Regions from separate parts of the Homo sapiens genome. Here region 1 is linked to region 2. A link is an interaction called in ENCODE POLR2A ChIA-PET data of the cell type or tissue named here. Cell type or tissue: endothelial cell of umbilical vein. All regions are shown on one strand. Links, peaks and the distances in the headings refer to the core of each region. The heading gives the core; the rest is flanking DNA. Region 1 overlaps PHF20 (PHD finger protein 20). Region 2 holds the start of LOC124904891 (a long non-coding RNA gene).

Region 1 (15,171 bases), core at 4,539-12,538, 190 kb after region 2:
GAGTGTAGAGTATTGATAGATTGGAGCCCCCAGTGCCTGAAGAAATGGATACAGCTTTTCTTAAGCCCCAGGGATAAAACTGTGATCAGTCTTCAGTTGCTTCATTCCGCATGCTTTGCCTTCCTCTGCACGCAAGGAGTAATAATAGTTCCCACGTTTACCTGTGGATAACACTCTTCAAAGAACCTCCATGTGATTATCTTCTTGAATCTATATACCCATTGAGGTGGATGATATTGATCTCTTTCCTGTTTTTTTTTTTTTTTTTTGGAGACAGGGTCTCTTGCTCTGTTGCCCAAGCTGGAGTACGGTGGTGCAATCATAGTTCACTGCAGCCTTGAACCCCTGGGCTCAAGTGATTCTCCAGCCTCAGCCTCCTGAGTAGCTAGGACGACAGGTGTGTGTCACTGTGCCTGGCTAATTATTTATTTATTTATTTATTTATTTATTTATTTATTTCAGACAGAGTTTCACTCTTGTTGCCCAGGCTGCAGTGCAATGATGTGATCTCGGCTCACTGCAACCTCTGCCTCCCAGGTTCAAGCGATTCTCCTGCCTCAGCCTCTTGAGTAGCTGGGATTACAGGGATGCACCACCATGCCCAGTTAATTTTGTATTTTTAGTCTAGACGAGGTTTCACCATGTTGGTCAGGCTGGTCTCTAACTCCCGATCTCAGGTGATCTGCCCGCCTCCACCTCTCAAAGTGCTGGGATTACAGGCGTGAGCCACCGCGCCCAGCCTATTTTTTTATTTTTATTTTTACTTTTTGAGACAGAGTTTCGCTCTGTCTCCCTGGCTGGAGTGCAGTGGCACAATCTCTGCTCACTGCAATCTCCGCCTCCTGGGTTCAAGCGATTCTCCTGCCTCAGCCTCCCAAGTAGCTGGGATTACAGGGAAGCACCACCATGCCAGTTAATTTTGTATTTTTAGTCTAGACGAGGTTTCACCATGTTGGTCAGGCTGGTCTCGCTCTGTGCCCACCTCTGCCTCTCAAAGTGCTGGGATTACAGGCATGAGCCACCGCGCCCAGCCTATTTTTTTATTTTTATTTTTACTTTTTGAGACAGAGTTTCGCTCTGTCTCCCTGGCTGGAATGCAGTGGCGCAATCTTTGCTCACTGCAACCTCCGCCTGGGTTCAAGTGATTCTCCTGCCTCAGCCTCCCTGGTAGCTGGGATTACAGGCCCTTGGCACCACACCCGGCTAATTTCTGTGTTTTTAGTAGAGTCAGGGTTTCACCATTTTGGCCAGGCTGGTCTTGAACTCCTGGCCTTAAGTGATCCACCTGCCTTGGCCTCCCAAAGTGCTGGGATTACAGGTGTGAGCTACCTAGCGCAGCTCTATATTTTTATTTATTTGTTTATTTATTTATTTTTTGAGACGGAGTCTTGCTCTGTTGCCCAGGCTGGAGTGCAGTGGCGCGATCTCGGCTCACTGCAAGCTCCGCCTCCCAGGTTCATGCCATTCTCCTGCCTCAGCCTCCTGAGTAGCTGGGACTACAGGCGCCCGCCACCACGCCCGGCTAATTTTTTGTGTTTTTAGTAGAGACAGGGTTTCCTCATGTTAGCCAGGATGGTCTCGATCTCCTAACCTCGTGATCCACCCTCCTCGGCCTCCCAAAGTGCTGGGATTACAGGTGTGAGCCACTGTGCCTGGCCTATTTTTTTTATTTTTTGTAGAGTTGAGATCTCACTATGTTGCCCAGGCTGGCTTCAAACTCCTGGCCTCACTCAAGTGATCCTCTCACCTTGGCCTTCCAAAGTACTGGGATTACAGGTGTGAGCAATTGCACCTGGCCTCTTTTCTGTTTTTATTTCCATTTTGCCAGTGAGAAGGCTGAGGTTACCTCTTTTTTTTTGAGACGTAGTCTCGCTCTGTTGCCCAGGCTGGAGTGCAATGGCATGATCTCTGCTCACTGCAACCTCCACCTCCCATGTTCAAGCGTTTCTCCTGCCTCAGCCTCCTGAGTAGCTGGGATTACCGGTGTACACCACCACGCCTGGCTAATTTTTGTATTTTTACTAGAGATGGGGTTTTGCCATTTTAGCCAGGGTGTTCTTGAACTGACGTCAGGCGATCCACCCACCTTGGCCTCCCAAAGTGCTGGGATTACTGGCGTGAGCCACCACGCCTGGCCAGGTTATATCATTTAACAAACATTTGACCACCATGTTAAGGGCACTGCTTGTTAGATGCTGGGGATGCCTATGAGGAGTTAATTGCCTCTTGGGAGAGATCTGCTTAGATAGGCAGTTTCAGCATAGAGTGATGAATGCTGTGGCCCAGAGGGTAGGTTAGGTTGCCATGGGAGAATGCAGGTGTGAAGGAAGTCCTTCAGGGAGGTTCCAATGGCTAATCCTGGTCATGAAGGACCAGGAAGAGAAAGCAGCTTGTTTGGCCAGGTGCAGTGGCTTATGCCTTTAACCCCAGCACTTTGGGAGGCTTAGTGAGGGAGGGGGCAGATCACCTGGTCAGGAGTTCGAGACCACCCTGGCCAACATGGTGAAACTAGAGACTAGCCCGTCTCTAGTAAAAATACAAAAATTAGCCTGGCATGGTGGCTTGCTCCTGTAATTCCAGCTACTTGGGAGGCTGAGGCAGGAGAGTCGCTTGAATCTGGGAGACAGAGGTTGCAGTGAGCCAAGATTGTGCCATTGCACTCCAGCCTGGGTGACAGTGCAAGACTCCATCAAAAAAAAAAAAAAAACAAAAGCAGCTTGTTTATACAAAGGCCCTGGAGGTCGGAACTGCAGGGTGTTTGGATGTGGCAGGAGTATGGGTGGTAAGAACAGTAATAACCCTTTTTTCTTTTTCTTTTTCTTTTTTTGTGACGCAGTCTTGCTCTGTCTTCCAGGCTGGAGTGCAGTGGCGGGATCTCGGCTCACTGTAACCTCCACCTGCCGGGTTCAAGCAATTCTCCTGCCTTAGCCTCCTGAGTAGCTAGGACTACAGGCGTGCACCACCATGCCTGGCTAATTTTTTATATTTTTAGTGGAGACAGGGTTTCACCATGTCGGCTAGGCTGGTCTCGAACTCCTGACCTCATGATCCGCCTGCCTGTGCCCCACAAAGTGGTGGGATTGCAGGCGTGAGCCATGGCGCCCAGCCCCCGCCCCCCCCCCCCCCTTTTTTTTTATACACAGTTTTACTCTTGTTCCCCAGTCCGGAGTGCAGTGGCTCGATCTCAGCTCACTGCAACCTCCGCCTCCCGGGTTCAGGCAATTCTCCTGCCTCAGCCTCCTGAGTAGCTGGGATTACAGGCGTCTGCCACCATCCCCAGCTGATTTTTTTTTGTGTTTAGTAGAGATGGGTTTTCACCACATTGGCCAGGCTGGTCTTGAATTTCTGATCTCAGGTGATCCGCCCGCCTCTGCCTCCTAAAATGCTAGAATTACATGCATGAGCCACCATGCCCAGCAAGAACAGTAGTAACCCTGCAAGCTTATTGTGTGCCAGGCTCTGCTAAATAACTTTTTTTTTTTTGACGGAGTCTCGCTCTGTCATCCCGGCTGGAGTGCAATGGTGTGATCCCGGCTCACTGCAACCTCTGCCTTTTGGGTTCAAGCGATTCTCCTTCCTCAGCCTCCCCTGTAGGTGGGATTACAGGCGCATGCCACCACGCCTGGCTAATTCTTGTGTTTTTAGTAGAGGCGGGATTTCACCATGTTGACAAGGCTGGTCTCAAACTCCTGACCTCAGGTGATCCGCCTGCCTCAGCCTCCCAAAGTGCTGGGATTACAGGTGTGAGCCACCGGGCCTGACCTGTGCTAATAACTTTTATCTTCACAACACCTATATGATGGTTTGAAGTAGGTGCTGGTGATATCCTCATTTTACAGATGGGGAGCCTGAAGCTCAGAGAGGAAATGACTTGTGCAAGTTTATCTGGAAAGTGGTGGGGCTGAGGTCCAAACTCAGGCACTCTTATTCCAGAGTTCTGGCTCATAACCGCTGTGTCCCACAGCCCCTCTGCTAAAGCTTGCCTGCTTCTCTCCTTTTAAGCTCCAAAAGAGAGTTTCTTTTGGCTTGGTTATAATGGCTAACTCACTAATGGCCCAAATGCTGCGCTGAGTACCTTGAATATGGTTCTGTAGGGGAGCCGCTGAACTGTTTTTTTTGTTTGTTTGTTTTTGTTTTTTGAGACAGAGCCTTGCTCTGTTGCCCAGGCTGGACTGCAGTGGCGCGATCTTGGCTCACTGCAACCTCCACCTCCTGGGTTCGAGCGATTCTCCTGTCTCAGCCTCCTGAGTAGCTGGAATTACAGGCGTGTGCCACCATGCCCGGCTAATTTTTGTATTTTTAGTAGAGGCGAGGTTTCACCATGTTGGCCAGGCTGGTCTTGAACTCCTGACCTTGTGATCCACCTGCCTCAGCCTCCCAAAGTGTTGGGATTACAGGCGTGAGCCACCGCGTCCGGCCTGAACTGTTTTAAAATAGAAGTCTTATGATCATACTTACATTTTAGAAATATCACTGTAGCAGCAGTGATGAAGATTGGCAACAGTGTAATTAACTGGAGTCAGCCTTACCTCGGTTCAATTCCTTGTCCCAATACCTGACTAGCCTTGGTATTTGGGAAACTTACTTTGTGAACCTCAGTTTTCACATCCATAAAATGGGAATAATCCTCATTACAAACCTAAGAGGTAGACACTAAATGGGCTGATATAGTTTTTATATATATGTATATATATACCAGAATAGTATCTATCTATCTATCTATCTATCTATCTATCTATCTATCTATCTATCTATCTATCTATCTTAGAATAGTATATACATATATATCTTAGAATAGTGTATATATATATATATATATATATATCTTAGAATTGTGTGTATATATGTATCTTAGAATAGTATTTGTCATAAAATAACCACTGAGAAGATGTCATCTCATGAGACAGTATTGATTTGGATCTGGGGAAGGTATAGCTGGAGGATTGGAGCTCTGTCAAGAGCTGCTGGAGTAATCAAGATTAGAACTGATGCAGGGCTGAACTGGGCATCCACTTGGCAATGGCTGAGACTTAGAAGCAGGTCCTACAAAATGTTGTCCGAGTGTGGGAGGTGAGGGAAGGAGAAGGAGGTAAGGGAAGTGCCCATGTTTCTAGTTTGGCACACTTGCCAATCTTGAGGGCTTATTTGATGGGGACAAAAGGAGAAGGAACTTGTAAGGGTAAGATGATTAGCTCAGTGAAATTGAGTAATATGCGAAAGGTCATACAGCAGATACATTTTAGGGCCAACCCTGGCACAGGCCCTTTCCACTGCTTCTGGGAAAATCCACTGATTTAATCGACTCATTCTCAGTAGTTTGGAATGAGTAAACTCAACTCATGTTTGCTGTCTCTTTGCATTTTAATTATGGAAGGCAAAGCTTGACTCTTGCAGAAAGCATTTCAAGTATCTGGGAAGAAAGTGGGTGAAGTTTTGAGGCCTATTTCTTTCTTCACTCTTCTTTTTTTTACGACAGAGTCTTGCTCTGTCGCCAGGCTGGAGTGCAGTGGCTCGATCTTGGCTCATTGCAACCTCCACCTTCTGGGCTCAAGCAATTCTCCTGCCTCAGCCTCTTGAGTAACTGGGATTACAGGCACCTGCCACCACGCCCGGCTAATTTTTTGTATTTTTAGTAGAGACGGGGTTTCACCATGTTGGCCAGGCTGGTCTCAAACTACTGAACTCTGGTGATCCGCCCTCCTCGACCTCCCAAAGTGTTGGGATTACAGGCGTGAGCCACCGTGCCTGGCTTCTTCCCTCTTTTCATTCTTGCCTGCCCTTCCTTCCTTCCTTTCTTTTTCTTCCTCCTTACCTCTTCTGCCTTTCCTCCCTCCTTCCCTACCTTGTCAAGTAAAAGGGACTAATTCCCTTTCTTCTAGTGTGACCTGGGAAGAGGTCCTACTTGAACCAATTTGTCACTTCCCTACGACTAAAGATACGCTCTTTATGCACTTTAGTATATTGGATACTGTTTGTTAATTTTTAATAATATTGACTATAATTCTTTGTGTCTGATGTCCTTTTTGCTAGTATACCACCATTGCCATCACCAGTACCATTTAGAGTTTGCTATGCTAAGCACTTGACATCCATTAGCTCACTTATTCTTCACAACAACCCTAGGAAATTGGGGCTGTTGATCCCATCTTATAGCTGGGCAAACAGGCTCAGTGATTTTTCTTGTCGTCGCTCAGCCAACAATGCCTGGAGCCAGAATTGGTTAGAATCTGAGTCTAAAACCTGTCTGTGCACCCATCCCTAGGCATTCCCTGGCCTTCCTCCACGGCAGAACTTTGGCAAAAGGTCCTCTTGGAGGCTTCTTCCTGGGAGACCCAGGTATCACTGGACCGGCTAAAATTGTTTATGCTTTCTTGGGACAGCAGCATGGGCTGTGGGAAGTCTCAACCTTCTAGGTTCAAGCTGTGTGTGGGGAAAGCTCCTTTCTGCCGGAGATTCTTTGCCTGTAGTAGTTGCCTTTGCTTAGAAGTCACTTCCTTTAGATCTCCTTCTTGTCACCTAGTTCTCTGCTTAGACCTCAGTTCCTCAGAGAGTCCTTTCTTTTTCTTTTTTTTTTTTTTTGAGACAAGAGTCTCGCTCTGTCACCCAGGCTGGAGTGCAGTGGCATGATCTTGGCTCACTGCAACCTCCACCTCCTGGGTTCAAGCAATTCTCCTGCCTCAGCCTCCCAAGTAGGTGGGACTACAGGTGCCCACCACTAAGCCTGGCTAATTTTTGTATTTTTAGTAGAGACGGGGTTTCACCATATTGGCCAGGCTGGTCTCGAACTCCTGACCTCAGGTGATCCACCTGCCTCGGCCTCCCAAAGTGCTGGGATTACAGGCGTGAGCCATTGTGCCTGTCTTGAGAGTCCTTTCTAACAGCCGTATCTAAAATAGTCCTTTCCATGTCGCTGGTTCACATTATTTTGTTGTTTTTCCCACAATTACTTATCTCTGTCAGAAATGATCTTTATATGCTCGCATGGCGCAGTGGCTCATGCCTGTAATCGCAGCACTTTGGGAGGCTGAGGTTGGTGGATCACTGGAGGTCAGGAGTTCGAGACCAGCCTGGCCAACATGGCGAAACACTGTCTCTACTAAAAATACAAAAATTAGCCAGGCATGGTGGTGCACGCCTGTAATCCCAGCTACTGGGGAGGGTGAGGCAGGAGATGCTTGAACCTGGGAGGCGGAGGTTGCAGAGAGCCGAGATTGCACCTTGCACGCTGGGCTGGGCGACAAGAGCGGGACTCTGTCTCAAAAAAAAAAAAAAAAAAAAAAGGCCAGGCGCGGTGGCTCACACCTGTAATCCCCAGCACTTTGGGAGGCTGAGGTGGGTGGATCGCCTGAGGTCAGGAGTTCGAGACCAGCCTGACCAATATGGAGAAACCCCTTCTCTGCTAAAAATACAAAAATTAGCCAGGCGTGGTGGCACATACCTGTAATCCTAGCTACCAGGAGGCTGAAGCAGGAGAATCTCTTGAACCTGGGAGATGGAGGTTGCAGTGAGCCGAGATCGTGCCACTGCACTCCAGCCTGGGCAACAAGAGCAAAACTCTGTCTCAAAAAAAAAAAAAAAAGAAAAAAGAAATGACCCTTATGTATGTGCTTATCTTGTTTCTTAGCTGCCTTCCCCACTAGAGAACAGGGTCCGGGTGCCTTGTCCTCCCATTGTCTATTTCCAGTACCTGGCACACAGCAGGCTCTCAATGAATATTTCTTGAATGAGGGGGGCATAAAGATTTAAGCTGGTCTTTCACCTGAAGTGTCCCTCAATTTAAAGTGGTTGTATTGAGTTAAAAGGCACTGTCACCCTTTAATGGAGGTTGAATCCCAGCCTTGTGGTGAGCACCATTAGATTATCCCAAAGCCTGTTCTGTAGTTTCTGGTGGTTGGCATTTTATTCCTTGAGAGTCCCAGAGACTTTTTTCCTCGAAAGTTCCAGAGTTTATTTCCCTCTACTCCTGTCCCAGAGCTGATTCACTGAAAGGTCTTGTTCCATACCCATCTATCACTTTTAATTCTTTGTTGTCCCTCTTTTCCCTGAGCACAAAGGGATTGCTGAGGGCAAGACTTCCAGTTACCATAGCGACAGTACTCTTTTGCCTCTCCCAAAATAAAACCCAGAGTCTTTGTCAGTACATTAACTGTAAATGTGATATGAATTCAGAAAATATGGGCGTGGTGGCTCACACCTGTAATCTCAGCACTTTGGGAGGCTGAGGTGGGCAAATCACCTGAGGTCATGAGTTTGAGACCAGCCTGGCCAACATGGCAATACCCTGTCTCTACTAAAAATACAAAAATTAGCTGGGTGTGGTGGTGTGCTCCTGTAATCCCAGCTACTTGGGAGGCTGAGGCAGGAGAATCGCTTGAACCCGGGAGGAGGAGGTTGCAGTGAGCTGAGATTGCACCATTGCACTGTAGCCTGGGGACAGAGCGAGACTCTGTCTTAAAAAAAAAAAAAAAAGGAAGAAAAATCTGCTATCATTTATTGAGTACCTACTTGTTTTTTTTTGAGACGAATCTCACTCTGATGCCTGGGCTAGAGTGCAGTGGTGCCATCTTGGCTTACTGCAACCTTCATCCCCTGGTTCAAGCAATTCTTCTGCCTCACCCTCCTGAGTAGCTGGGATTATAGGTGTGTGCCATGATGCCTGGCTAATTTCTGTATTTTTTTAGTAGAGACAGGGTTTCACCACATTGGCCAGGCTGGTCTCGAACTCCTGACCTCAAGTGATCTGCCCACTTTGCCCTCCCAAAGTGTTGGGATTATAGGTGTGAGCCACTGCGCCCAGCTGACTACCTACTTTGTGTTAGATATTTTAATAGGGGTTTTGCAGACCTTTCTCATTTAATTCTCATAGCACCCACGATAGGGGCCATTATCCCCATATCATAAGTGAAGAAACAGAGCTCAACAATGTAGCTTGTAAATAAACTTGGGGTAAGAATCTGAACTCAGGAGCTACTGGACTGAGGTTCGATTGCTGGCTCAGCTCCTTACTATGTGAGTGTCCTTAACTTTCTTTTTCCTCATCTTTATAATGGGGATTAATATAGTACTTCTGTGATTTTTGTAAGGATTAAATTGGTTAATATATGTAAGTTTAATTATTATAAATTTTTTTTTTGAGACAGTCTCACTCTGTCGCCCAGGCTGGAGTGCAGTCGTGTGATCTCAGCTCACTGCAACCTCCACCTGCAGGGTTGAAGTGATTGTTCTGCCTCAGCCTCCTGAGTAGCTGGGACTACAGGTGCGCACCACCATGCCCAGCTAATTTTTGTATTTTTTAGTGGAGACGGGGTTTCACTATGTTTACCTGGGTGGTCTTGATCTCTTGACCTCATGATCCGCCCGCCTTGGCCTCCCAAAGTGCTGGGATTGCAGGCGTGAGCCACCGCACCCAGACTATACATTTTTTTTTTATGCGGGTTTTGTTAGTTTGGATAAGGTTATTTTACATCTACTCTCTGTAAAGTTAGTTTATATCTTTATCATAGTAGTAGCTTAATAGCATTCTTTATTTAATTTATTACATATTTGTTGAGTTTATAATGTAGTCCTACTGTAATGAATTTTGATTAAATATTCTCTTGTTTTTTAATGGATGAACTACATCCAGTTTGCCCAGAATCTTATGTAAAGAGCTATTGGTTTTTCTCATTTTCACAAATGATTTATTTTTATCCTGGACTGTATTCTTCAGCTTGAAATGGCTGAGTCCAAGAGTATAAGCAGTTCCACAGGTTGTTCTTTGCTTCTAGATTAAGGTATAAAAAGATGGCCATGGTCAGGACCCCAGGAGGTGTTCTAGTGTACCTGTTTCCCCACAGCTGGACCAGTGTTAGGTTTTGTCTTTTCTAAAAAATTAGGTATTTCTGCTTGTTATATAATGGTGTGATAATTTTGACACAACATTTGAAAAGCATCCAGTTGCTTTATCTTCCTGTATTCAAGTTATGTTTATATCTAAAGATATGAATATAAGCATAGCAACGACTTTGGTCAGAGAAAGAGGAAGGACCTTTGAGAAGTACTTTGTCTACTTCTGCGTACATCCTGTTACTTTTGATAAGAGGGATTTCTCCTGCCTCAGAGGACCTTGAAATTGGCTAGCACCTCTGCATGTCAGTTTCCTCCCTGTAACTTAATTTTACTTGTATACCATGGTAACATTACATTAGTCCTAATTATATAATCTGGCAGTTGTGAAGATCCAGTAAATAGTAAAATAGTGTAAGAATTAAATTCTTGCATTTAAAAAATTTGCAGGTTTTTTTTTGGATTTTTTGTAGAGATGACATTTCACCAAGTTGCCCAGGCTGGTCTTGAACTCTTAGATTCAAGCTACCTGCCCCTTGGCCTCCCAAAATGCTGGGATTACAGGCATGGGCCTATACTCAGCCTCCCAAAGTGCTGGGATTATAGGCATGAGCCAGTGTACCTGGCCAAAAATTTGCATATTTAAATAACCTTAAAAGAAAAAAATGGGCCGGGCGTGGTGGCTCATGCCTGTAATCCCAGCACTTTGGGAGGCCAAGGTGGGTGCATCATTTGAGGTCAGGAATTCAAGACCAGCCTGGCCAACATGGTGAAACTCTGTCTCTACTAAAAATGCAAAAATTAGCTGGGCAGTAGTGGCATATGCCTGTAATCACAGCTACTCAGGAGACTGAGGTGGGAGAATTGCTTGAGCCTAGGAGGCGGAGGTTACAGTGAGCTGAGATCGTGCCACTGCACTCCAGTCTGGGCGACAGAGTGAGACCCTGTCTCAAAAAAAAAAAAAAGAAAAAAATATGAAGAAACATAAAGAAGCAACCCCACCACCAGAATAAAATAAAATTTTATCATCTAGATAATTCCTGCTGACAATTACTTCTTTGGTGGTTTTTTTTGTTTGTTTTTGTTTTTTGGCTTTTTTTTTTTTTTGAGATGGAATCTTGCTCTGTCACCCAGACTGGTTTGCAGTGGCACGATGTCAACTCACTGCAACCTCCGCCTCCTGGGTTCAAGTGATTCTCCTGCCTCAGCCTCCTGAGTAGCTGGGATTACAGGTTCCCACCACCATGCCCGGCTAATTTTTGTATTTTTAGTAGAGACGGGGTTTCACCATGTTGGCTAGGATTGTCTCGATCTCTTGACCTTGTGATCCTCCCACCTCGACCTCCCAAAGTGCTGGGACTACAGGCATGAGCCACTGCGCCTAGCCTGGAATGGGTTGTTTAATAGATAGCTTATTGTCCTTCACATGTATAATCCTTTACATTATACACTTGTGAAAAATTTTCATTGTGAAAAACTAAAATTTAGGAAAGTATTTAAGAAGAAAGGAACAATCACCAATAACCTATAACTTATTTTTTTCTTCCTGTCTTTACAAAAGAATCAGTGGCTGGGTACCATGGCTCATGCCTCTAATTCCAGCACTTTGGGAGGCTGAGTCAGGAGGATCACTTGAACCTGGGAGTTTGAGACCAGCCCAGACAAACACATAGCAAGACCCTGTCTCTACCAGATAACAAATTAGCTGGGTGTGGTGGCTTGCACCTGTAGTCCCAGGTGCTTGGGAGGCTGAGTAAGGAGGATCACATGAGCCCAGGAAGTCGAGGCTACAGTGATCCAGGTTTGAGCCACTGTAGACCAGCCTGAGTGACAGAGTGAGCAAGACCTTGTCTCCAAAAAAATAAATTCATATGAGTTTTTTTCTTTTCTTTTCTTTTCTTTTTTTTTTGAGACAGAATTTCACTCTTGTTGCCCAGGCTAGAATGTAATGGTGCGATCTTGGCTCACTGGAACCTCCACCTCCTGGGTTCAAGTGATTCTCCTGCCTCAGCCTCCCAGGTAGCTGGAATTACAGGCATGTGCCACCATGCCTGGCTAATTTTGTATTTTTAGTAGAGACGGGGTTTCTGCATGTTGGTTAGGCTGGTCTCAAACTCCTGACCTCAGGTGATCCGGCAGCCTCGGCCTCCCAAAGTTCTGGGATTATAGGCATGAGCCACCATGCCTGGCCTTTTTTTTTTGTTTTTGTTTTTTAAAGAGACAGGTTCTTGCTCTGTCACTCAGGCTGGAGTACAGTGGCACAATCATAACTCACTGCAGTCTCAACCTCCTGGGCTCAAGCGATCCTCCTGCCTCAGCCTTTTCAGTAGCTGGGATTATAAGCCTGAGCCACCTCATCTGGCTGTGTATGAGTTTTAATGTGAGCTCCATGTGGTACAATTTTGCATCCTGCCTTTTTATGTAATATATTGCAAGCAAATTCTTCATAAAATGTGCTGCTATTAAACATTAGACATGTACTCACTTCTGTGATTTTTTTCCATACTCATTTATTGCAAAGAAAGTGTTCTGGTAGGAGGCAGGCATTGCTCTGGCAGTGCTCTGGCATTGCTTGGGCAGTGTAGGCTGTCAAGAGCCAAAGTATAAGGCTGGATGCAGTGGCTCGTGCTTGTAATCCTGTAATCCCAGCACTTTGGGAGGCCCAGGCGGGAGGATTGCTTGAACCCAGGAGTTTGAGATCAGCCTAGGAACATAGATACTCTCTCTGCAAAAAAAAAAAAAAAAAAAAAAAAAAAAGCTGGGTGTGCTGACGCATGCCTGTGATTCCAGCTACTCGGGAGGCTGAGGCAGGAGTATTGCTTGAGCCCAGGAGTCTGAGGCTGCAGTGAGCTATGATAGCGCCACTGCATTCCAGCCTGGACAACAGAATGAGACCCTGTCTAAAAAAAATTTTAAAAAGTCCAGAGTTTAGTGGGAGGAAAGAGTTAGGCTGGGGTAAGTCTGCTGTAAGGAAGTGGCCTGTTCAAGTGCCCTTAGAGTTCAGAGTGGCTACATGTCCATCAGAACCACCACTAGCTCCTCCGATAGCATTTAGGACCCTGCAGATTAGTAGATTAATTACCTCAGTGATCACAAGAAGTGTTCTTTTTTTTTTTCTTTTTCAAGATGGAGTCTTGCTCTGTCACCCAGGCTGGAGTGCAGTGGCGTGATCTCGGCTCACTGCAACCTCCGCCTCCCAGGTTCAAGCTATTCTTCTGCCTCAGCCTCCCAAGTAGCTGGGATTACAGGCGCCTGCCGCCGCGCCCCACTAATTTTGTATTTTTAGTAGAGATGGGGTTTCACCATGTTGGCCAGGCTGGTCTCAAACTCCTGACCTTGTGATCCGCCTGCCTCGGCTTCCCAAAGTGTTGGGATTACAGGCTTGAGTCACCGCACCCGGCCGGAAGTGTTCTTTTATGGGGGCCACTTTTCTTGTAAATGGCCTAATCCAGTACACCTTTTTTTTCCATCAAAAGGAAATTGGCTTTACTGTTTGGTTCTGATCATAAATATAAATTTTATTCATTGCAGCACGAGTACACGAGACAGGATTGAGAAAGGAGAGATTCAAATTGTGACTTCAGATTCAAAGGCAATTAAAGGAATTAAACGTGAATATTTTTACTGTTTTATTGTTCTATGATTAAAAAAAAATCTGGGTAAAACTTATAGGAAAATACAAATGATCAGAATGGACTCAAGAAGTAGGAAATATAGCTGGGCATGGTGGCAGGTGCCTGCAATCCCAGCTACTTGGGAGGCTGAGGCAGGAGAATCACTTGAACCCGAGAAGCAGAGGTTGCAGTAAGCCGAGATCATGCCATTGCACTCCAGCCTGGGCGACAAGAGCGAGACTCCTCAAAAAACAAACCAACAAACAAAAAAAGAAGTAGGAAATATACATAGATCAAAGAAAGTATAAACAATTCTGGGCGCAGTGGTTCACGCCTGTAATACCAGCACTTTGGGAGGTTGATGTGGGCAGATCACTTGAGGTCAGGTGTTTGATACCAGCCTGGCCAACATGGTGAAACCCAATCTCTACTCAAAATACAAAAATTAGCTGGGTGTGGTGGCATGCGCCTGTAGTCCCAGCTACTCAGGAGGCCTAGGCTCCAGAATTGCTTGAACCTGGGAGGTGGAGGATACGGTGAGCTGAGATGGCACCACTGCACTCAGCCTGGGTAAAAGAGTATGACTCTGTCTCAAAAAATAAATAAATAAACAGACCTCGTACAGCCTTCCAAAAGTAGCACCAAGTATTAATATCTCAACTTTTGTTTGCTTCGTTTTTAATTTTTTTTGTTTTTAAGAGACGAGCGTTTGCTATGTTTCTCAGGCTGGTCTTGAACTCCTGGGCTCAAAGAAACAACTTGGCTCTGCCTTCCAAGTAGCTGGGGCTATAGGCATACATTACTGTGCCTGGCATTTGTTTGCTTCCTTTGTAACTCTTTAAATTTCATTGCAATTACAGTTTGCAGTTATTTATCAGTTTGCTGGCTAAATTTTTGTGTTTCCCCGGTAGACTGAAGGGTTCTTGAGGGCAGGAGCTGTGTCTCTTTTGGTCTTGATTGTTTCCTTAAATAGTCGCTGAGCAAATATTTGTTGAATAATGCATCAGCAGATGACTGAATTTAACTGTGAAAGCAGTTGTTTTTTTGTAGTTCTGAGGGGTGGCCCTTGGCCCTTGTAGGTGAGTGGTAAGCAGTGTTGAGGGAGGGTCTTCTTAGTTCCAGAAACCACAGGAAGCTGCACGATGGAGGAATAGGAACCAGTGGAAGACACACCTGTGTTAGAATGAGGACACCAACAGGGTTTCATGGAGCTTTGTGTTTTGAATAATGCCTGTTTTTTTATGTGTAGTGAATGATGCTACACTCTGGGTGGACTTTGCCTAAGTTTCATAAATATTTAATTGGCTTTTTCAGGAGAATAAAGGCAGCCCCGTTGATGACTGAAAATGACAAAGCATCCACCTAACAGACGAGGAATCAGCTTTGAAGTGGGAGCCCAGTTGGAAGCCCGGGACCGTTTAAAAAACTGGTACTTTTACATTTTTCTGTTAATTAAAGCCCTTCAGTAAAGGATTTTTGCCAGCACTGATAGAGTGGTAGCTTAGGCTTTTTTTGTGGTGTTTTTCTACTTCCTGACTCTTGGAAGATGTGAGGAAATGTCAGTCTTTTCTCTTTGATGCAGGGATCCCAGTGTCAGGGTGACTGTCCTGTAACCCCCTGTATATATTTGTTTCCCCCTTTTGCCTGTTCATCTGAAAGAGTTCTGGGAAAAAGAAGCAGGAATGGCTACAGGGAAGGGAAGAGTTAATAGTGGCAGCTCTCTTGCTCCTGG
Region 2 (15,171 bases), core at 4,742-12,741:
CCTCCAAAGGCCAGAGGAGGGAAAGCAGGACTAACAAGGCACAGAGGAAAGGAAGCAGACTCAAAAAGCACAGAGAATGCCCCAGCAACCCAAACACCTGGTTGGTGGTTTGTAAAGCAGGGAGAGCTTACCCAGAGTTGGAGAATTGGCAGTTTGGGTGTGAACAAGAAACAGATTTCTGGAATCTTGCCAGTTCTCAGTTCTAAGCCTGGATGAAAGGACAATCGTGATCCTTCAAAAAAACATTTGAAGCCCAAAGTGAACTGAACCAAACCAAATTCACAACTAAGCCCATTTCAAATACAAAGCATAATGACTTGGTCCTCACTCTCTAGAGTAAGGCCTAGTGTAAGAAGAGAAATGCCATTTCCTGGACATATATATTATTTTAGTCACTAATGTTTTATACAAATATCCAGGCATATGATAAAAAAAATTACAGGACGGAGTTAAAGCAAAACTCATGGTCAAGAGGAAATAATCAATAGAAGTAGATGCATAGATAACCCAGATGTTGGAATTATTAGATAAGCATATTAAAATAACTGTGATAGAAATCTAAATGATCTAGTGAGGAAAGTACACAAGAATTAAAAGATGGGTGATTTCAGCAAACAGTTGAAAACTGGAACCAAAAGGAAATAATAGAAATTTTAAATATATCAGGCAAACAGTTCTACAATAGTTGGAGTCTTCAGTACACCACTTACAATAGCAGATGGAACATCTATACAGAATATTATTAAGGAAATAGACTTAAAACAACACTAACCAACTATACCTAGAAGACACATACAAAATACTCCATCATAACAGCAGAGTACACATTCTTCTCAAGCACTCACGGAACATTCTTCAGGATACATCATATGTTAGATCACAAAACAGTAAATTTAAAAAGACTAGGCTGGCCGGGCATGGTGGCTTACACCTGTAATCAGGCAGAGATTGCAGTGAGCCAAGATTGTGCCACTGCACTCCAGCCTGGTGACAGAGAGAGACTGCGTCTCAAAAAAATAAAAAAAATAAAATAAAAAATAAAAAAAGACACAAATACCTAAAATCAGAAATGAAAGGAAGGACATTACTAGCAACCTTATGGAAATAAAAAGATTGTAAGAGAATACCATGAACAAGTATAAAATAACAAATTGGATTATCTAAGATGAAGTTATAAAATTCCTGGAAATACAAATTATCTAAACTGACTCAAGAAGAAATAGAAAATCTGAACAAATCTATAACAATTAAAGAGATTGACTCAGCAGTCAAAAACTTCCCAAAAAAAGTCAAGACCAGATGCCTTCACTGGTGAATTCTACCAAACACTTGAAGAAGAATTAACGCCAATCCTTTTCAAACTCTTCCAAAAAATAGAAGAGGGAGGAACACTTCGTAACTCATTCTATGAGGCCAGCTTTACCTTGATATCAAAGATAGATAAATCACAAGAAAAGACATCAAATCATTACATGCCGGGCGTGGTGACTTAGGCCTGTAATCCCAGCGTTTTGGGAGGCCGAGGCATGGAGGATCCCTTGAGCCCCAGGAGTTCACGACCAGCCTGGGTAACACAGGAAGACCCCATCTCTACTTTTTAAGTACTTTTTTTTTAAATCAAAAAAGAAAAAAGAAAATTACAAAACAATATCCCTTATAAATACACAGATGCAAAAGTCCTGAAGAAAATCCAATGACGTATTTAAAAAATGGATATACACCATTGATAAAAGGAATTCATCTCATGAATGCAAGGATAGTACAACCTAAGGAAATCAATCAGTGTAATACATCACAGTAACAGAACAAAAAAGAAAAAAACATGATCATCTTAATAGACACAGAAAAAAAGTTCGATAAAATCTAACACCCTTTCACAATAAAAACGCAAAACTAGGAATGGAAGAGAACTTCCTCAACCTGATAAAGGGCATTTATGAAAAACACTGCTAACATCAAACTTAATAAATAATGAAAGCTTTCCCCCTAGAATCAGAAACAAAGCAAGTGAAAATTACAACTTTGGCTAGTTGTGGTGGCTCACACCTGTAATCCCAGCACTTTGGGATGCTGAGGCAGGAGAATCACTTGAACCCAGGAGGCAGAATAAAATTACAATTTCAGAAAAAGTATGTGTCTTGTATCTGCCATTGTGAGCTTGACAGCTTGCCAACACTCGAAGATTTTTGTGACTGGACATGGCAGCTCACACCTGTAATCCCAACACTTTGGAAGGCCAAGGCAGGAGGACTGCTTGAGCTCAGGAGTTTGAGACCAGCCTGGTCAACACAGCAAGACCCCATCTCCATTTTTTTTTTTTTTTTTTTTTTTGAGATAGAGTCTCTGTCACCCAGGCTGGAGTGCAGTGGTGTAATCTGAGACCTGTCCCGAGACCAAAAAGTTTGAGAACCACTGCCATAGAAAAGCACCAGGACATGTACCAAAATGGTCTCGGAAGCATTGTTTCTAATCACAACCCATTGGGAACATCTCACATACCCATCAGCAGCACAATATGTTATATATATATATATATATATATATATATATATGTATGTATATATTTAGTGCTTCAGACAAGGGAGGTCATGCTCAAGGCAGCCTACTCTCAAATCTTCATCCAAAGAAATCCTGAATGTTCCCTGGGTCTCTGCTGGATTCTAGAACTCTTGTCCTCACCCTTAGCTACTGCAAATGAATCTTGGTCCTATGCCCACAGCAATTAGTCCCAGCCCTGGCATCATTCCAAAGGAAAAATGTTAAATCACACCTGCCCGAGGCCTCTGGAATGGTTCAAAAGCTTAGGGAAAAGGGTGTACAGGGTAGGAAAGTGGGGTGAGTGAGGCATTACCTCCTCAGCCAGAAAGCGCAGTTTTGCCAGGAGCTTCTTGGCCAGTGCCACCTTCTTTTGCACATTGCGCCGTCTCAGGCCGCGTAGAAGTCGCAGTCCTTGCTTAGCCAAAAGGTTCTGGGAGGGCAAAAAGACAGCATGAGCGGAAGGCCCCAGCTAGGCGCCCCTGAGTCCCTTCCCGAGGCCGTACCAGGCTGTGCACCAGGAGTTTCCCTCGGCATCGATCCAGGGCATTGGGCCGGGTCATCGTCCTGCGCTCGGCACCGTGGCAAAACTGTCTGCAGTGAGCAGGGATGTGCACAGCAGACAGGAATCAAAGGAAAGGAGAAGGACAGTGACCTTGGGGCCACTTGCTCTGAGCTGACCTCCCACCCCCAGCCTCCCTCATAGCCCTCTCAGTCTTGGGCTCTGAAGAGGCACCCTTTCTCCTGCAAAGCTGGCCTATCTCTATTTGGACCACTCCCAAAAATCATTAAGGCCAGCCTTGCTCTTGAGCTCCAGAGCTCGCTAATACTTAACCACCTACTACCCTGGCTACCCCAGGTGTGGCCCATGGACCAACAGCACTGGTATCACCTGCAGGCTATTTAAAACTGTAGGACCTCAGCCCCACCCCAGGCCCTGCTGAATCAGAAGCTGCGTTTATGCCCTCGGGGATTCCTAAGCACATTGAAGCCTCAGACGTCTCCACCAGCTTGGCTAACGTATAGCTTGAACATTACATGCCCAAGCCAAATGCATACTTTCCAATGATCCCCCCCGCAAAACAAAACAAAACAAAACAAAAACCCTATTTCACCTCAGAACTTTCGAGTCATCTCTCACTGCTCTTTCTCTCTTATTCCACATCAATTCATCAGCAAATTCTTTATGCTCTACCTTCAAAAAATATCCAGAATCTGGCCAGGTGTGGTGGCTCAGGCCTGTAATCCCCGCACTTTGGGAGGCCGAGGCGGTGAATCACTTGAGGTCAGGAGTTCGAGACCAGCCTGGCCAAAATGGTGAAACAACTGTGTCTACTGACGCTGAAAGGTTGAGCATGGTGAGAACAGAAAAGTGACCACCTACAGCCTCCTACCTCACTGCCTCTCCTGATCAGGGTCCTTGGCTGAGTCCCTGCTTCCTCCCTGCCTCTAAATGCTGGAACGCTCCAGGTTCTCAGATTTCTCTTTTCTGTGCTCTGTTAATGCTGTTATCCAGCTCCATCTACATAATGATAGTTCCCAAATTGACATTTCCAGCCTAGAATTCTCCCCAGAACTCAACTCATATAGCTAACTGCCTACCACACATGTCCACTTACAATTCAATAAGAATTTCACAGTTAACATGTCCAAAACTGAGCTCCTACTATCTGCCTTCCCTCAGATCCCACCTCATCCCTGCTTCCATCAGACCTTCTCCTTTGTTTTCTGTTGAAAACAGATTTTTTTCTTTTTTCCAAAAAAAGAAGATTTTGGCTTGCATAACTATGCAGTTGGTGCAGCCTTAAACTCCTGGACTCAAGCCATCCTCCCATCTCAGCCTCCTGAGTAGCTGGGACTACAGGTGTGCACCACCACACCCAGCTAACTTTTGTATTTTTCATAGAGACAAGGTCTTCCTATATTGTTCAGGTTGGTTTCAAACCCCTGGGCTCAATTGATCCTCCCACCTTGGCCTCCCAAAGTGCTGGGATTCCAGGTGTGAGCCACCATGCCCAGCCCACAAGCCAAAATCTTAGCAAGTCCTGAGGTATCACCCCCAATTCCAAATTTTCTCTGGAATCCATTCACAGCACTCCATCTCCACTGCAACCATCCCCTAGATCAGTTCATCGCCACCTGTCACGTGGATTATCACAATAGCCCCTTTACTAATCTCCCTGCTTCCTCCCCCACTGATCCCTTTTAAGGATCTATGTGTTAGAGTGTATCTTTTTCCTTTTCAAAACATTCACTGCCCCTCCCCCCCCATTTCACTCAGAGAAGAAGCCAAAGTCATTAAAATGGCTTGTGAGGCTCCCACAGGATCTGTCCCTCCCCACCATCATCCTCCTTCCCCTGGCCTCCTCCAGCCTCTTCTACTATGTCACACTGCTGCAGTCACACTGGTTCTGTGCTCCTCCTCAAACACTCCAGGCATGCTGTCCCCTCCACCTGGAACACCATTACAGGCAGGCTTTCTCCTCCAGCTTCATGTCACCTTCACGGTGGCCTCCCCTCCACACCCTTTCTGAAATTGCAGTACCTCTTTCTAATGCTTCCTTGCTTCGCGTTCTTTCTTAACACTTATCCTACTTAGTATTTTTCTATCTGTTTACATGCTTATTTCACATGTCTCCACCCTTCCCCAACCTCTACACCCAAATGTAAGCTTCAGGGTTTTTTTTTAAAGTCAGGGTCCCATTCTGTCACCCAGACTGGAGTGCAGTGGCGCAATCATGGTTCACTGCAGCCTTGAACTCCTGGGCTCAAGATCTTCCCACTTCAGCCTCCCACAAGTAGCTGGGACTACAGGCATCAGCCATTGTGCCTGGCCAACTTCAGGGATTTTTGTGGGCAGGAATGCTTTTTCACTGATATTCCTGTGCCTAAAACAGTGTCTGGCATAGTAAGTGCCATAAATAGTTATCAAATAAAGAACCCTTTTGAGAAGAGGATCTGAAAATCACTTAAGTACCTGGAGCAGGTAATGGAATTCAGGGCAGTAGTGAAGGTCAAAGATGGAAGTAACTAGAACATGTTTTTTTTTTGTTTTCTTGTTTGTTTGTTTTTGAGACGTAGTCTTGCTCAGTCACCCAGGCTGGAGTGCAGTGGCGCAATCTTGGCTCACTGCAACCTCCACCTGCCAGGTTCAAGTGACTCTCCTGCCTCAGCCTCCCAAGTAGCTGGGAGGTACCCACCATTATGCCCGGCTAATTTTTGTATTTTTTTGGTAGAGACTGGGTTTCGCCATGTTGGCCAGTCTGGTCTTGAACTCCTGACCTCAAATGATCTGCCCGCCTCAGACTCCAAAAGTGCTGGGATTACGGGTGTGAGCCACCGCACCTGGCCGAACATGTTTATGTGGTTACAGCAATGACCTGGTAACTAGGGACCAATCAATGATGAAGGGGAGAAAATTGACAATTACAGAACTAATTCCTCCAGTGATGAAATCCAGATCACAGCTGTGGTCACTGGAGCAGGAAAGGAGGAGAGCAGATGGATGCAGAAGCCGGCAAGGAGGTAGACTGGGTGTGGGAAGGTGATTAGCAGGAACAAGTGTGAAAGAAAGGAGGCGAGGTTTGAAGAGACACGGGATAAGCCTCTAGGAGCGTGGGAAAGGGAACTCATGGAGATGGAAAACAGCTGAGGTGCCAGAGAATCAGGGGAAGCCTAACCCCCAATAATCTCATCAGCTCCCTGGATAGGAATAATTGTCTTCTCATTTTTCTGTAAGGTGCTGAGCAAATGCAGCTGCAAGCTGCCCTTGGGTCCAGACAGCCACCGAGAGTCTCCCTTGCCCTGGAGTTGGCCCAAGTACAGGCAGCAGTAGGAGTGGCTCTCAGCTCACCTGCTCCCAGCCACCAGTACTTCCAGTGCCTGCTTGAGCTGTGCACAGGCGCCAGGCCCCGGCTTGCGCTGCAGTCTCTCAACCTCCTGCAGCCCCTGGTCCTGTGCAACGTGGGAGAGGGTCAGAGTCTTGAGGGTCCCTGACTCAGACCTCTTGTAGACCACACCCCCACCCAAGGCCCCACCCACTCACGACCACACCTCTTGGCCTGCCCTTCTTTGGCTCCATCAGGTTGATGGCTCCATCTTTCTAGCCCGCTACTGGCTCCACCAAATGTGCGGCCCCACCATCCGTACCTCTACCCATCTCCTTCATCCAGTCCCTTCCTGGGTCCACCAATTCTGAAACTCTGTCCTCCCACAACTCCTGGCATCCTCGGTTCGCCCAGAAGCTGTGCTCTTTGGCCCTTGCCCCCCTGGCCTTGCACCAGCAAGGTGCTGGCTCTCTAGTGCCTGCCCATTAGCCCCACTGCAGAGCTTCCTTCAAAGGCTGCAGTGTCCTAGGCGTCCCTACGGCCCGGTCTCTCCCTGTGGGCGCCAGCCTTGCCCTTACCAGCCTCTCGGCCACTTTGCGCACGCAGTTGCTGCTCTGCAGGCGCCAGGTGTGGTCCTCCCAGCAACTCCACACATGCATGCATGGCTTGCAGTGACAGAGGGGCAAGCAGAAGTATGGCCTGGCAGATGGAGAGGAGGCTTCGCGGGCATTCTGGGTTCCTGGAGACCTCCCAAACCCCCCCTTCCAGCCACCGGCAGCACTCACCCACTGCCGTCCATGGGCTCAGGCCGCTGAGCATGGGTCCCCAGTTCTTCCTCCTCTTTCTCCTCCTCTGGCCTGGCTCCCAGCAGAGGCTGAGCCTCCACGGCTGCACCCTCAGTTCCCTCCCCAGCCCTGGACCCTCGGCCCAATTGCTCCTCCAGACGGCCTGCGCGACCTGCCCCAGAGCAGCAAGGGTCAGTGGGCGCCAGGCTGAGGGCTGGAACCCCCCCTCAACCACCTCTGCCTCAACAGAAGTCAGAACCTGCCCCTTACTGAAAGTCAACACCCCTTCCAGGGTTCTAAGGTCTGAAATGGCACTCAGGGGTTCGGCTAGGCCACACACCAATGGAGATCTCGAAGCTGATGGGCTGGGAGGCCACGGTGGGGTCGATCATGGTGGCCTCGAAGAGCACACCGAAAAGCAGGAAATCTTCACAGGGCGCCAGGACATTCTGGGGGAGGCCATCAGGCTGGAGTCAGCACCTACTCTCCCAGGGAACAGCCTGGACTATGCTTGGCCGCATTGCCCACAGAAAGAAGTGCGACCAAGGCTTGGAAGTCACTGCAGGTTTCTTACTCCCTCTCCCTCCTCCCGGCCCCAGCATTGGCCCTGGGTATGGGTCCTCTCTCCCACAACATGTGTGCATATACCAGAGCCCATGTGGGCACACACCTCACTCTTCGCCCAGGCCCCCAAATTGAGACCCCTGTCGTGGTGTTTAATGCCTGAGAGTGGATTCCACCTTCCAGAGCTGAGGTGACCCCGCCCCCTTTGCTACCCCCCAGCCCCCACCTCTGGCAGCGGCAGCAGCTCCTCCACCTCCACCTCCATGGCACGGGGGATCTCAGGCCCCTCGGCACCGGGGCTGGCGTCCAAGTGCTGCGGAACCGCCTTTGGGGTCTGATCCCTTCTGGCTTTCTTTTTCTTCTTTCGGGTGAGCCGGGACAACGTGGACCCCTGCTGGGCCTGGGGAGGCTCAGGTTCAGCTCTCCCTTCCAACACCTGCATGGACACAGCCAGCAGAAGGCGGCCGCGGAACCAAATGCCTTGGCCAACGCCTTCGTTGAGACCTTGAAGACTATCCCGGAGCCCCGCGCCGGGGGGCGAGCCATAGAGGGGCACCCAGGCCGGGCCGAAGGTAGGGTTAAACCCCGCTGTGGGGAACAAGAGAAGCGTGTTGGAGGGGAGCGTGGGGAGGGCGAGTGCTGGTAAATCTCTGCACCTCACCCTGATCTCCTCCAAGTATTCGGGGGTGAGGGCAGGGGAGGGGGGCTAAGCCGCTCTGAAACGGAAGAAGTTGGCCAGCAGCTGCGGACGCGCCGCTGTGGAACACGACCTGGGGCGCCTCCAAAACAGCTCAGCGCCCCAAGGAGCTGGAAATCGCGGGAGCCCGGCCTCGGGGGACGCAGCCTGAGCCCTGGGGGCGGGGTCGGGATTGGGGCGGAGCTACGGGCGATCGGCCAGGCCTGGGGGTCGGGGAAAGGAGTGGACCGGCAGTGTCAGCGTGTGCACAGCTGTAGAAGGGTGGGACTGGGCTGGTTACTGGACAGGCGGTTGTGGTCAGAATTTTGCCAACGGAGCCAAACCGATGGTGGGGTTCACAGTCTGGGGGCGGCTTGAAGCAGTTTGTTTTGCGGGCGGACCAGCCCTCCTAGGCGGAGCGGGGTCGCGAGGATGGGGCTTGCGGTTGGGAATGGGCCCTATGGAGCCCTATGGACCGAGGCGAGTGAGGCCAGATTTGCCGCGGCCAGAAGCGCTCACCCGCGCGGCCCGGATGGGAGATCCGCCTCAGGTCCGGCACGTGCGTAGCGAGTGCCGCGTCGACCAGGGGCGCGTCGTCCCGCAGCTGCAGGCGGAGGCTGCGCGTCAGCGGCGGGAAGAGCTCCACGAAGCTCAGCTGCTCGTTCCATTCGGGCGCCGCCGCCTCGGCGCTCACCGACGTCTCGCCCTGAAGGTGGCGTTAAAGACAGGAGAAGGGAGATCAGCGCGGAGTCGGGGCCGGAGCCGCGGCGCCGTGGGCCCCGGAGGGACTTACCTCCTGCCCCAGGAAAGACACCCGCACATAGGGCTCCACCAGGACGCGCTGGTCGTGCAGGGCGCGGACCAGGCTGCCCAGCAGCCCCAGGCGCAGCGCGGGAAGCCCCTCGGCGCGGTACAGGCGCACGCGGAGCCGCGCCCATGGCCTCTCGGCGGGCACCCCGCGCGGCAGGAGCAGGTTCCTAGGGGAGGGGGCACCGAGCGGGGGGGGAGAAACTGGGATCTCGGCCCCTCCCCTTATCCGCGCCCCACGGCCACCCCCGGATCCATGTCCTCCTCCCCACCTCACCCCGGCTCACTTCTCGATGTCCGAACAGTGCCCTGGGGCCGGGGGTAGCATTGGAGGGGGCAGGTCCCCGCGCGCCCTCACGGACAAGGTGACCTTAATGAAACCCTTGGTCCCGGCGCGGGTGTCTCGGGGATCATGCAGCGGAACCCATCTTTGGTAGAACTGGCCATCTAAGGGCGAAGGGGCGAGCCAGGGGTAAGGGGCGACCGGCGGGACGCACAGGGTGGCCGTGAGGCTATCGGAGTGACGGACAATGGCCAGGGCTTCTCTGGCTCAGCAGGGAGGGGCGGAAGTGCCAAGAGTTCAGCCTCCGCCAGAGATGGCCCTCTCCGAAGTGAGTGTATAGGGGTCCATGCGGAGTCACTGCAGGGTCAATCTCTAGGGCCCTTGTCCGTGCAGAGTCTCAATAAGGGGACGATTCCATACCTGGCTGGTCCAAGATGATGCCCAGGTCCATCCTGAAGGTGCCTATCCGGGTGGCCATAAAGGGGAGGGTCTGCGAATGGAAAGCCTTGGGGGAAGGTGGTGTTAGTCCTGCAGCTTTCTCATCCCCCCTTCTCTGAAGGACACTGGTCACCCCTACCCCACTCACCGTGATCTCCAGCAGCAAGTCTTGGAGACGAAGCCGCGTGTCATGAAATTCGAACAAGAAGTACTGAATTGAAGTGGGGATGAGAGGTCAGATGTGAAGGGCTCCTGCCAGCTTACCCAGGTCTCTTGCTCAGAAGACCCTCCTTCCCCCACCCCCAACCCTCTCACTGCAAGCTTTTCCTGGATCAGCAACCCCCCAACCCCAACCCATAGGCCCAGCATCTGGCTCCATTTCCACCTAGGCCTCACCCGCTCCGGGAATAGTTCTCACATCAACCCCTCCCATTCTGTCAGGCTCGCCCTCTTCTGTGGTGGCACCCACCTCATTGTAGAAGGGGCAACTGGTCCCACGCTGTGTGGCGGTCACACGGCGCTGCCCCCCCACTTGCACGGCCACATAGGGGTTAATGTTGACTCCCACCAGTTTCTGGGCTTCCAGCACAGTGACTCCCACCTGAGAGGTACAGAAGGATGAGGAAAGGAAGCCAGACCTGCCTGGGTGGAGGGAAAGAACATGCGTGCCAGAAGAGGTAGTACTTCCAAGGGTTAGGCCCTGGAAAAAGAGTAGTACCTGGAAGTCTTGAGCTCTGGACACCTGGAAGGGATCCCCATGGGCCAGGGCCCTGGCGCGGCTGGAGAGAAGCTTAAGGTTAGCACTCACTTGGTCCCTCCCCTGCACACGCACACGCGCGCACACACACACACACACTTGCTTGGTGCTGGGAATGATGTTTTCTCTCCCTCTGAATTTTTGGATTCCAGGTCCTTCAGGTCATGTCTTGCTGCCTCCATCTCAACCCTGCACCCACAATTTGACTCATTCCTGGAGCCCGAAACCATTCATTCATGCAACAGAGGTTTATTGAGTACCTACTATGAGCTAACACTGTCCCAAGCACTGGGACGCTGTAGTGAAGAGACAAATCTTGCCCTCATCAAGCTTTCATCCCCTGCATGTGTGTGAGCCACTGTAACTATGTGTATGAACATGGCAGTGTCTATGCCTATGAGCAAGTGACTGGAGAATCCACCCTTCCCACACCCCCTGGGACTGTGTGTTTGTGAGGGCAGATGGGTGTGGGAGCAGGTGTGCCGTGGGTACAAGTTACCTCTTGAGGGGGCTGAACATAACACCAGAAAGTTCCACGTCAGGCTCATCATCCAGGTCCTGCTCCAGCTCAAGCTCCAGCTCATTCTCTTCATCGTCCTGCTGGCCTAGACTTCGAGCTAGCCTGCGGCCTAGAGCCACTGCCCGCCGCTCCAGCTGGGCCTCCCCAGGCCTGATAGGAAAGACCCTCAAGGGACATGCCTGGAACCCATCACCCATCTCCAGGCAATCCCTTGACTTCCTGGAGCCTTGGACTGACCCCTGACCCTTGAACTGATCCCACTGATCCTAGGACCAGTTATTGACCTTGTGGCTGACTTCACTGATCCCAGGACAGACTCTTAACCCTGGGACATTTCTAATTCCAGAACTGACCTCTGATTCTAGGACTGACCTCTGACCCTGGAACTGATTCAGTTCTGACCCAAGACCCTGGGGCTGCCCCCATATCACTGGCTCCTAACTCCAAGACTGACTCAGTGACTCCAGGTCATCCCCACATACTTACTCCAGTTCCTGGAAGCCCACATTGGGGATGATTAACTCGAAGCTGGGGAATAATAAATGAAAGGACTAAGAGGAACATTCCTAACTACAGAGCGGCACCTGCTCAGCACACGTCCAAGGGTCACTGAATCGGCAGATCCAGAGTGGAACCGGGCACTACTTCTCCCTTTCCAGGGTCTGCCTGGGCTGGGACCACCAGGTCTTGCTTCAGTTGCTGAGGGGATTACCTGTCCTGGATGGGTGCCCCAAAGTCCTCCTCTGACCAGGCTCCAGTAGCGCCCTCTGGGGGCTGGTACTTCAGGTCAAGCTCCACCTGGATCTGAAACCAGATACAGTATCCCCTAGGGCCCCCCATCTAACTGCCCTGGGTCTAAGAGAGGCCCAAGGACAATGCCAGTGCCTTTTACTACAGGCGGCAGAGATCTTTCTGGCCAGCATCCGTGGTGCCTTGTGGTTCCTCTCTGATCATTAATAATGTAGACTACTCATAACCTATTAAGAACTAAGTAACTAGGCAAGTTTCCTCGTTATTTTTTTCTTTCTTTTTTTTTTTTTTTTTTTTTTTTTTTTTAGTATTGATGAGGTCTTATTATGTACCTTGCCCAGGTTGGTCTTGAGCTCCTGAGCTCAAATGATCCTTCTGCTTTAGCTTCCCAAAGTGCTGGGATTACAGGCATGAGCCATTGTGCCCAGCCGCAAGTTACCTCTTGAGGCCCAACAGGATTCCAAAATTGTCTCATTTTTGTTGGAAATCCCTTACGGTGGCCTTCACTACTCTGCCTGGTCTGGCCCCACCAACCTTTCCAGCTCCATCTCACTCCAGGCACCCCAGCTGTGCTCCTTCAAGGCGCTGGACTTTTGCATATGCCTTTTCCTCTGCCTGGAACATTCTCTCCTCCCAGTTAACATCTGTTATCCTTCAAGTCTAAGTTCAGGTACTATTTCCTCAGGGAACCTTCTCTGGCCCCCAAGTAGATCATACTCCCCTGTGGTACCCTCTCCCAGCCCCTACCAGCTTTCTTCTAACACCTGCCAGTTCCAGTTTCACACTTACTTGTGTGAATATTTGTTTAATGTTTGCCTCCCTTCCAAGGGTGTGAATCTTTATCTGGTTTTGCTCACCACGGAATCCTCATTGCTCAGCTCAGCATTTGGCTTATCATAAGAGCTCAACAAATGATGACGGACTGAACAAAAGAACTCCACATTATATAAATGAGAAAATAGCTTCCAGGCCAGGTGCGGTGGCTCATGCCTGTAATCCCAGCACTTTGGGAGGCCGAGGGTAGATCACAAGGTTAGGAGTTCGAGACCAACCTGGCCAAGATGGTGAAACCCAGTTTCTCCTGAAAATAAAAAAATTAGCTGGGTGTGGTGGCGGGCGCCTGTAGTCCCAGCTACTTGGGAGGCTGAGGCAGGAGAATCACTTAAACCTGGGAGGTGGAGGTTGCACTGAGCCGAGATTGAGCCACTGCATTCCAGCCTGGGTGACAGAGCAAGATTCCGTCTCAAAACAACAACAAAAAAAGAAAACAGCTACCAAATGCTAAAGAACGTGTACAAGTTCCCAGACGGGAAATGGCAGATCTGAGATTTGAAGTTAGGTCCATGTCTACTAGGCTATGAGCCCTTCCATGAAACACCAGGAAAATCCAGCCAGGTTCATCTTTGTCTCCCAAAAGAATTGATTGCTGAAAGGAATCCTGGCTGGAGGCCTTGTTACCACTCCTCTCTGGGTCTTAGGTTTTCCCCTGTGAGAAATGGAACCCTTTATCTAGAGGTACTTAAGGGTGGCAGCCTGGGGGCCAGAGGGGCTCACCGGGGACACTTGAAGATTCTCATCCACTAGGGCTTCCCGTAGCACCAAATGCCCAGCATTCTGTAGCTGCTGCAGGGAGATCACCAGGGTCCCTAGAGGCCTAGGGGAGTGGCATAGAGCAAAAGAGTGACCCAAGAGAATGGCTCTAAGTCACCCCCAGCCCAACCTGCATCCCTGTCTCCCCAGGCCTACTCACCTAAGGCTGAATACACGGCTGCAGTTGACCACCTGCACAGACAGACACTCCCCAGCCAGTGGAGCCCCATAGTGGGGCCATCGGAACAGCTGGGGACAGGAGGAAGCTTGTGACACCCATGCTGTGCTGACCCTAAACTCCAATCCAAAGCCCATTCTTGGCTGGGCACAGTGGCTCACGCCTGTAATCCCAGCACCTTGGGAGGCCAAGGCAGGCAGATCACTTGAGATCAGGAGTTCAAGACCAGCCTGACCAACATGGTAAAACCCCTTCTCTACTAAAAATACAAAAATTAGCCAGGTGTGGTGGTACATGTCTGTAATCCCAGCTACTCAGGAGGCTGAGGCAGGAGACTCGCTTGAACTTGGGAGGTGAAGTTTCCAGTGAGCTGAGATTGTGCCATTGCACTCCAGCCTGAGTGACAGAGTGAGGCCCTGTCTCAAAAAAAAAAGAAAAAAAAAGAAAAAAAAAAACCCTATTCCTAACCCTCAGACAGGAGCCAATCCTCCAGACTTAGAGCTAACTTTAGGACTAACATCCCCAAACCTGGAAGGGATCCCTGCACATGGGTTTGAATCTGAGTGAGGGCTGATCTGGGACTAACTAGTGATCAAGAATGAATTCCCCCAGTCTTGCAACTAATTTGTTCCAATCTGGGTCTGATCTCTCAGGCCTCAGACTGACCCCACCTCCCAAGACTATACTTCCCCAAACCCAGGAATGAGCCCCTGAACCCCAGGTTGGACTTGGATGGGAGACAGATCAGGAACCAACTGTACTGACCTCACCGATATCTGCTTCTGGACCACAGTGAATTTTTCTTGTTTTCTGGGTAAAGCCTGCTCAGAACTGAAACTAGTCATATATCAGCCCCTCCCCCCACACACACAAAAATAATTTGCTTCCCCCACTCTTGGCCCAGTGTCAAGTCCCTCCTGGATTCACCCTTAAAGAAAGGTAGACAATGGGAAGGAAAGAGGCAGAGGGTTGGAGATACCAGTGTGGGTAGAGAAAAGAAATGGGCTGTAGAGATGGGAAGGCATTGGGTCAAGGGCCCCCAGTTTCAAATATCCTTAGGGCGCCCCTGCAAGCCTCACCTCGAAAGGTGAGCTTCACTTGTCGGTCGTGGGTGCCGGTCAGCCCTGTTAGTCGTTGCACGCGTTACCGTCAGAGCCATGGTCCCAGTGGCACTGGCACTTCCTCTGCCCGTCTGCCCTTCTGCCCACCAGCCCGCCCACCTGAATCGCCTCTGACTCACTGGACTCACCCAGCAGGTTTAGCAATCCCTACCCTTTAGTCAAACACACAGGGAGCAGGCCTGGGGGTCATGGGTGGGGAGGGAGGAGAGGACCGAGGGATAGGGGTAAGGTCCTGGAGGTCAATTCAGCCCTCCCTGCCTCCACCAGCTGCAAGCTGGCAGGACTGCCTCAGCCTCCATCCTGCATCCTCAGGGAGTGAGAGCTGTGATAGGGTGGGAGG

The links. Peaks named below come from ENCODE experiments on the same cell type or tissue, not always from the same donor. Only the 100,000 strongest peaks of a DNase experiment are listed, where the experiment ranks them.
Region 1: POLR2A ChIA-PET joins it to region 2 with 5 read pairs; 7 of 35 experiments call an interaction of 5 or more read pairs at or near these places.

What each region holds. Positions count from the first base shown.
Region 1 is chr20:35,786,738-35,801,908 of GRCh38, forward strand. It overlaps PHF20 (PHD finger protein 20), which reads left to right. Exons shown (of 18, transcript NM_016436.5): 2 at 14,754-14,868. The coding sequence starts at 14,786. Among named protein-coding and RNA genes, the nearest start is that of PHF20, 22 kb to the left of the region's middle. In endothelial cell of umbilical vein, for the core only: no CTCF peak of the experiment used is centred there; no DNase peak of the experiment used is centred there.
Region 2 is chr20:35,592,626-35,607,796 of GRCh38, forward strand. LOC124904891 (a long non-coding RNA gene) reads left to right here and starts at 9,052. Exons shown (of 2, transcript XR_007067570.1): 1 at 9,052-10,711; 2 at 10,825-11,749. It also overlaps the pseudogene FER1L4. RefSeq lists an enhancer at 6,527-7,027 and a silencer at 9,060-9,389. In endothelial cell of umbilical vein, for the core only: CTCF peaks have their summits at 9,069 (motif pointing right) and 11,957 (motif pointing left); a DNase peak (open chromatin) is centred at 9,076; H3K4me3 peaks cover 1,219 bases; H3K27me3 peaks cover 1,409 bases.